Regions from separate parts of the Homo sapiens genome. Here region 2 is linked to region 1. A link is a contact called in ENCODE Hi-C data. All regions are on one chromosome and are shown on one strand. The core of a region is the stretch at or near the end of the contact, and the rest is flanking DNA. Distances in the headings are between cores, read along the strand shown. Region 1 holds the start of ZMYM3 (zinc finger MYM-type containing 3). Region 2 holds the start of CITED1 (Cbp/p300 interacting transactivator with Glu/Asp rich carboxy-terminal domain 1).

What was found. A loop is a pair of places that touch in the nucleus more often than their neighbours do. Pooled maps may share reads with other maps.
Region 2: a map of CD8-positive, alpha-beta T cell shows a loop between it and region 1 (10-fold over the local background). The contact joins the promoter of CITED1 here to the promoter of ZMYM3 in region 1. A Hi-C loop is called at or near these places in 2 of 168 maps with a recorded cell type or tissue (CD8-positive, alpha-beta T cell and natural killer cell), 2 of 37 single-sample maps with no recorded cell type and 8 of 50 pooled maps.

Annotation. Positions count from the first base shown.
Region 1 is chrX:71,252,666-71,255,867 of GRCh38, forward strand. ZMYM3 (zinc finger MYM-type containing 3) reads right to left here and starts at 1,475. Exons shown (of 25, transcript NM_201599.3): 1 at 1,364-1,475; 2 at 1-609. The coding sequence starts at 590. It overlaps LOC105373247 (a long non-coding RNA gene), which reads left to right and starts at 2,143. Exons shown (of 4, transcript XR_938434.2): 1 at 2,143-2,335. RefSeq lists silencers at 1,971-2,020, 2,041-2,090.
Region 2 is chrX:72,304,220-72,307,421 of GRCh38, forward strand. CITED1 (Cbp/p300 interacting transactivator with Glu/Asp rich carboxy-terminal domain 1) reads right to left here and starts at 1,695. Exons shown (of 3, transcript NM_001144887.2): 1 at 1,606-1,695. It overlaps LOC105373250 (a long non-coding RNA gene), which reads left to right and starts at 1,883. Exons shown (of 3, transcript XR_938441.2): 1 at 1,883-2,001. RefSeq lists a silencer at 2,680-2,974 and an enhancer at 2,701-2,750.

The sequences.
Region 1 (3,202 bases), core at 225-2,724:
TCTCCCACTGAAGGGCTAGGCGGGGCATTTGGGCTCTGTGGCTGCCCTTGGGGAAGCTCCTCCTCCTGCCCAGGGGAGCCCCTTCTTGCAGTAGCTATGGAGGTGGTCTCCTCCTCTTCAATATGTGGGGACTGCAGTGTTATTGGAGAATCTGGAGCCAAAGGCTCTAGTAGCCCCTCAGGTGAACAGGAATTTGCCCCAGCCCCTGGATCAGGTGGTACCACCTCAGGGGTCTGGCCCCCTGGTCCAGGCTCTAGGGTCTGATCTCCTGCATCCCATGCCAGGGTTCCCTCAGGACCGTGGTCCACCTCCGGGGGAGAGGGGGCTTTATAGAGCAGCCCCCCCAGCCCCAGCAACTCAGTGGCTCCATCCAGGACTCCAGGGTCTTTTTCCAGGCCAGCAGGGGTATCAAGCAGGTCCAGGGCTCCCGAGGATGGAGAAGGGCCAGGGGGGGCCCATCCTCGAGTTGGGGCAGTCTGGGATTCCAGTAGATCCTCTCCAAATTCCATGTCTACTGGTAGGTCTCCAGCCAGGGGCTTCTCTGGCAGGGTCAATGGGTCAAATGGACTGGGGAAATCACTGGGGTCCATGAGTATGGCTGGATATGTACTGCAGATTAGGAGTAGAAGAGGGGGCAGTAGAGGTGGTCTTAGCCTGAATTCCTTCTTATATAGGCTCTGAGACACACCCCATCATCCACTTGGATTTCTCATGAGCAGCCCCCACCACCACAATCTACAAGCATTTCCGAAGGCTTTAGTCCTAATGACCACTCCCCCCAATACAGCGCCCCCAGTGGGGAGAGGCGTTCCCCGCCCTGGCCCCGTGCCCACACTGGCCAGGCAGTCGGTCGTTCTACCCGCCCACCCCCCTACTCGACTGCAACTCCCATTCCCTTCCCCCCTTACCTTTTACCCCCCGCAACTCAGGCTGAACGCCCCCTTAGAGTCTCCTAAGGCCGTCGCCACCAGGAGCCTTTCCCGCCCCCGCGATCTCAGTTTCTATTCCCTCCCCACTCTGCAGGAGCCCCCCAGCTCCCCAGTCTTTACCCACCCTGTCTGGCCCCACCCCCCCTCCCCGCGTTGCTAGGTCCTCCCTCGGCCCTTCCCCCGCCCCCACAAACTGCCCTTCGCAACCCCTTCCCCCCAGTTACCTTTCAGGTCGCCCACTTCCTCAGCCCCGTCCCCCTTTCCCATTGCTCCTCCAGTCCTCCCTTCTCCTGTTGCCCACCCCCAACCTCAGGCATTTACAGGAAGACATTTTGGAGCTACGATCTCTCCTTAGACCCCCCCACCACCGCCTCCCGGCTACTGCAAGATCCCGCTTGCAGGTTCGGTTCGGCTTGAGCAGGCCCGACCCCTACCTGCGGCAGGGTTAGTGCAAAGGCTACAAGCCTAGAACTGCAGACAGCGACGGCCCCGCGCTCCTTCTCTACCTCCCTCCCTAGCAGCCGGGACAGGGGTCGCGGCCCCTTTAAATGGCAGCGCCGCTCGCAGCGCCCAGCGCTCTGCACCAGGCGGGCGGGCGGTGCCAGCAACCAACCCCATTGGCTGGCTCGAGGAGGGGGCTCGCGAGACAGCGCCGGCCCCCGGCGCGAGACTCCCAGTCCAGTGGCCGCCTGGAAATTGCGGAGTGGAATGCAGCCACTAGAGACGGCGCCTGAGCCCCCGCCCGGGGCCCCGTTAGTTGAGAAGGAAAAGATAGCCTCTGGAGCTTTGAAGCCGGCCCCCCGGGAAAGGCGGCGTCCCCTTTCCACCCAAGGGCCGAGTGCGCTCACCCACAAAAAACACAGATCTACGCACCTGCTCCCCTTACCTGGCTCAAGAGTCTGGCCCCCGTCACACCCTGCTCGCCCTACCTCCTGGAGCCCACTCTACCCGTGATCCCCTCCTCTCATTCAAATGGTTCCCGGTCCCCTCCCCCTCCCCGTGTCTCTCTTAGCTTCCCACTCGTGTTCACCCCCTCGGCGTCCGCCCCCCTCAATAGTCCCTACCTACGCCATGCAGCAGGCGCCTGCCAAGATTACCCTCCCCCATCCCCACCTCTCCGGGTCCCGCCCCCTGGGCGACTGTTGGGGTAGTGAGTGACAGCGGAGGACGGGGGGAGGCAGGGACCCAGCCCTCACGTGCCCCTCCTTCCCTTGTCTGCAGCCACGGGGCCCCCAAAACAGTCTGAGAGTCAGAGTTATGGGGTATCTGAAGCTTGATCCCCAGCCACACAGGTCGGGTTAAATGGCTCTGGCTCAGTGGCAACGCCTGTGCAGTAACCGTTACTGCTTGATGACCCCCAAACCAGGTCCTGCAAAGCTACCCCCTACTCTCTCAACAGTCTTAGGGTAAGTTCTGGGATCTTCTCCCTGAGTCTTCCTGCAGGAGCTCCCTGTATTATCTATGGAGTTTTCCTCCCTCACCAGGGCTGATCTCTCTCTCTCTCTCTCTCTCTCTCTCTCTCTCTCTCTCTCTCTCTCTCTCTCTCTCTCTCTCTGTATCTCTCTCTCTCTTTCTCCTCCAGCCCCCTTTCTGTCCTTGTCTGTCTCTCTCTTCTCGCTCTCTCTCTCTCTCTCCCCCTATCTCTTTTTGTCTCCTTCTCTGCCTCTCTGCTTCTCGTGCGCACGAGCACGCAGGCGCGCTACACGCTCCCCCCTCCTGGATGGTCCTTAGCATGTGGGTGTGGCTGAGGTTAGGCTAGAGAAGTGGAGTAGGGGTAGGTGGCACTAGCGTTAAGCCTACTGCCTTTAAAAAATTGTGCCAGCATCCATTCTCAGTCCGCATTATATTAATAGTTAGAGCACTTTACAATCCCCGCTCCCCACTTCCCACCACAGCCCCTAAGGGCTGAGAGCATTTAGTAGCCGAACTACTAGAGGAGGCTCAGGCTGGAAGGAAGTCTCCTTAGGAACAGGAAGGTTTGGTATCCAGTGCCTATTCTAGCCTGCCTCGTTGACTTCTGGCCTCTCCTCCTGGCCACACAAAGCCTCTCCTGCTCTTGTAGTCCTCGGGAGTTTACCCTCCCTTTTCTCATTCCTTTTCCCAGAAACCTTATCCTTGCTAGCTCCCCACATGGCCTTGAGGTTATCTTTGCTCCCTCCTACATACAGAGATAAAAGCCAGAGTTTCTTACTTTTAGATTTCCCAAATCCAGCTTTCTCTTTGTCTTAACCAGCATTCTGTGTACCCATCTCCTACCTCCTGTTTATTTCTAT
Region 2 (3,202 bases), core at 445-2,944, 1.1 Mb after region 1:
ATTAAGAATCTGCTCAGACACTTCTAGAAAGTGGCCACTTACTACCTCTCTGTATCATCTTTGCATTGCTTACTTGGGTGGATGGGGGTAGGGGAGGGAAAAAATAGAGAAAGGGGTAAACATTTTTTTAAAAACATGAGGAAAAAATATCAGCTGTTGGGTCCCGCATCATTGCTTGATTGAAGCCCTGCTCCTTCTCTGAGGCAACCGTAGAAAAATATTTCAAAAGCAAGTGATCACCAGACAAGAAGTCTAACACATGTCGTCTTCAAGAGCCCTAGCACAATCAGTATCAGACAATTTTCCTGTCCTAAGAAAAATGTCTGGGGGCCCTGTCCATCTTTTCCTGTTCCTATCCAGCCTTCCCTCTCCTTTTTGCCGCTTGGTACCCGAATGTACAAAACGAAGAAAAAACAACAGGAGCAGCAGCAACAACAGCAAAACCAAAAGAGAAACATTAGAAAAATCAAAAGAGAGAACGAGCAAAAAAACTCTCTCTATTCTGATATCAGTTCGTGGGGGAAGACCATTTTACCGCGCCTCCCTCTTCAATCTGGGAGCTCCCCCAGAAGAGGCCCTGTGTCCATTCAGATCTTCTGCCTTCCATTACTGACCCACCACCCACCCTGACCCCAGCCTGGGTCTGCGCTCAATAGGCGCTCAGTAAGTGTTGTTGAATGCGTCTGAAGAAGCAATCGCATTTCCATCGGCATCCCTGGCTCTGCTTCCCCGGCTTTCTGCCCTCCTCCACCACCCTCTAGCCCGTTCGTGGGCAAAACTTGGCAACGCGGAAACGTCCCAGCCCGCTCTCCAAGCCGCGAGCTGACCACTGCGAAACGGCTGCGACAGGCGGCTGGGAAACCTAGAGCAACAAGTGCCTTCTCGCCGGCTGATGCCTGGCGGCCCCCCGGCCACCAGTTCCCAGTCCCGCTGCCCGCTCTTCGCTTCAGGCCTTCCCTTGGGCGAGCAGCCCCCTCCCGCCTAGACAGGGGTGGGAAGGGGAGAGGGAAAAGAGAAGGGAGAGGCAGGTGGGGGCCTCATCTTTAACCTGTTGGGGGACCAAAAGTTAAAATGGCACCAACCGGATGGTTCCATCTCGATTGCTATTTTCTCACTCAGAAGGAGAAATTTAAAAATCCAAACAGCACTGCGGCTTGGCTTGGACGCGCTCTAACCAGACCAGTCAGTTTCGCCACCTGAAAACTAAAGGCCCGTTGTTTGCGGACAGCTCGGCTGCCCTCCTCGCCGCATCCCAGATGGAGCCGCGGAACCGGGGGCGGCCGGGAGCATCCCTTGCACGGCGGGCGCGTGCACCCAGGCCACCGGGGCCCTGAGCGTCCGTTCCCGCAAGTGCTGTATCAGGAACTGATCTTAGAGACAGGATGGACAGGCAGGAAGGGGCACGGGGTGTCGGCCTCCGCGGCGAGTCCGCACTCCGGCGCCGGCTGCTGCCACTCTCGCGCCTGATCAACACTTACTGAGCGCCCGCTGAGCATCCGACGCGGCAGCAGGCTGAGCCTACCCCCTAGCCAAGCCGCCTGCGGTCAGTGCTAAAACCCCGCTAGGAGAAGAGTGAGAGAGGCTCGGAGAGGTGCGGTAACTTGCCCAAGGTCACAGCGCTAGAAAGTGGCGGAGCCGGGATTCGCAGCCAGGTCTCTCTGACTCCAAGTCCGGTGCTCTGCGAAGCAGGGACTCGGCGCGCGGCTCGCCAGCCCGCGTTTATAGGGAGAGGGGTGTGCGCGTGGGTGTGTGTGTGTGGGCGTGTGTCGGGGGAGGGGAGGGCTGAGGTCGACTGGGCAGTAGAGGCAAGTTGCCCAAATTCGCTAACTTCCATCCCGCAATTCCGCTGAACTCGGCCCGAAAAGCCCCCTCTTGCCTCAATTCCCCGAAGTAAATCTGAGCTTTGTGCAGCTCCGGAGCCAGAGCGTCCAGATGCGGTCCGGGAGATTAGCAAAGTCGGTGGAAGCCAAGCTGGAGAAAGCGCGGGCGCAGGGAGAAAAGGTGCTGCCGTCTCCCCGGGAGAAGCGGGCACCCGGCCCCGCTGGCCGGCAGGGGGGCGCGCTGGCAAGCGAACCCGAGCGCTGGCGGGCGGGCGGGCGGGCGGCCCCTCGCCCCCAGCAGAGCAGCTTTCCAACAGAAAGCAAGTCTCCCCAGAACCCTCCGGCCCGCCTGGCGGCCGCCCACTCCCCATACCCGCTCCACGGGAGTCCTCGGCCCCGCCGCCCAGCCCGGCGCCCAGCCCGGCGGCCCGGCTTACCTCTGAGAAGCCGCCTGCCCTGGAGAGAGGGAAGCGCGGAGCTCGGTGAGCCGCAAGAGAGGCGGCGGAGCCCCCAGCCCCTGGCACGCACGCCGCCGCCACCGCTACCGCGAACCGGTCGCGCTCAGCGCCCGCGGCCGCGCCGTTGGCCACCCGACCCCGGGGCGCCTGGGAAAAGCCCGCACCGCGCCGCGCCGCCGCTGCACCGCACAGTGCCGCGCCAAGCAGCCCCTGACCGAGCTGGTGCCCGCCCGCCCGCCCGCAGCTTCGGCGCCGGACTCCGGGGCGGTGGCGGTGGCGGCCACCGCGCTCCCTTCCCGGCGCTGGGGACCCGGCTCTCAAGCCCCCATTGCCGCCCGGAGAGCCCTGACGCACACGCACACGGCAGCAGACTGGCCTCGGCTAGGAATCCCAGGAAGGACAGACCCTTTTTTTCCCTTTTTTTTTCTCCCCTCAATTTCCACGTCTTTATAACCGGCTTAGGGCATTATTAGCACATGTCCTGGCTCGTGGGCGAGTTGGTGGCAAAATCTGAACTGGATACTCACGGAGGGCCCGCGCGGGTGCTGTGCCGTCCGCTGCTCTCTTCCTCCTCACCGAGAACTGCCCCTCGCCGGCGGACTACAAGAGGGCAGCCGGGCAGAGCGAGCTTCCTCTCGGCAGCTCAGCGGTGCCCCTTCTGCAGCTTTGCCGCCGGGCACATTTTTATAGCAGCGGCTGGCGTCTGTGGCCCTTTAAAGGCGCTCGAGCTGGTGCAGTCACCGCGGATCGTGTGAAAGCAAAGGGCCGGCTGGGGAACGGAGTCCACGCGGCCACGCGAGTCCGGCAGCCCTGTGGACCGGCCAAGGCTCCCGGGGTGGGGCTGGCGAGTCCGGGCTATGGGCAGCCCTCGCCCGGAGCCCTGGCCAGTGCCCGGCTTCTAAAGCTGTCGGGGGCCAGGGCCCG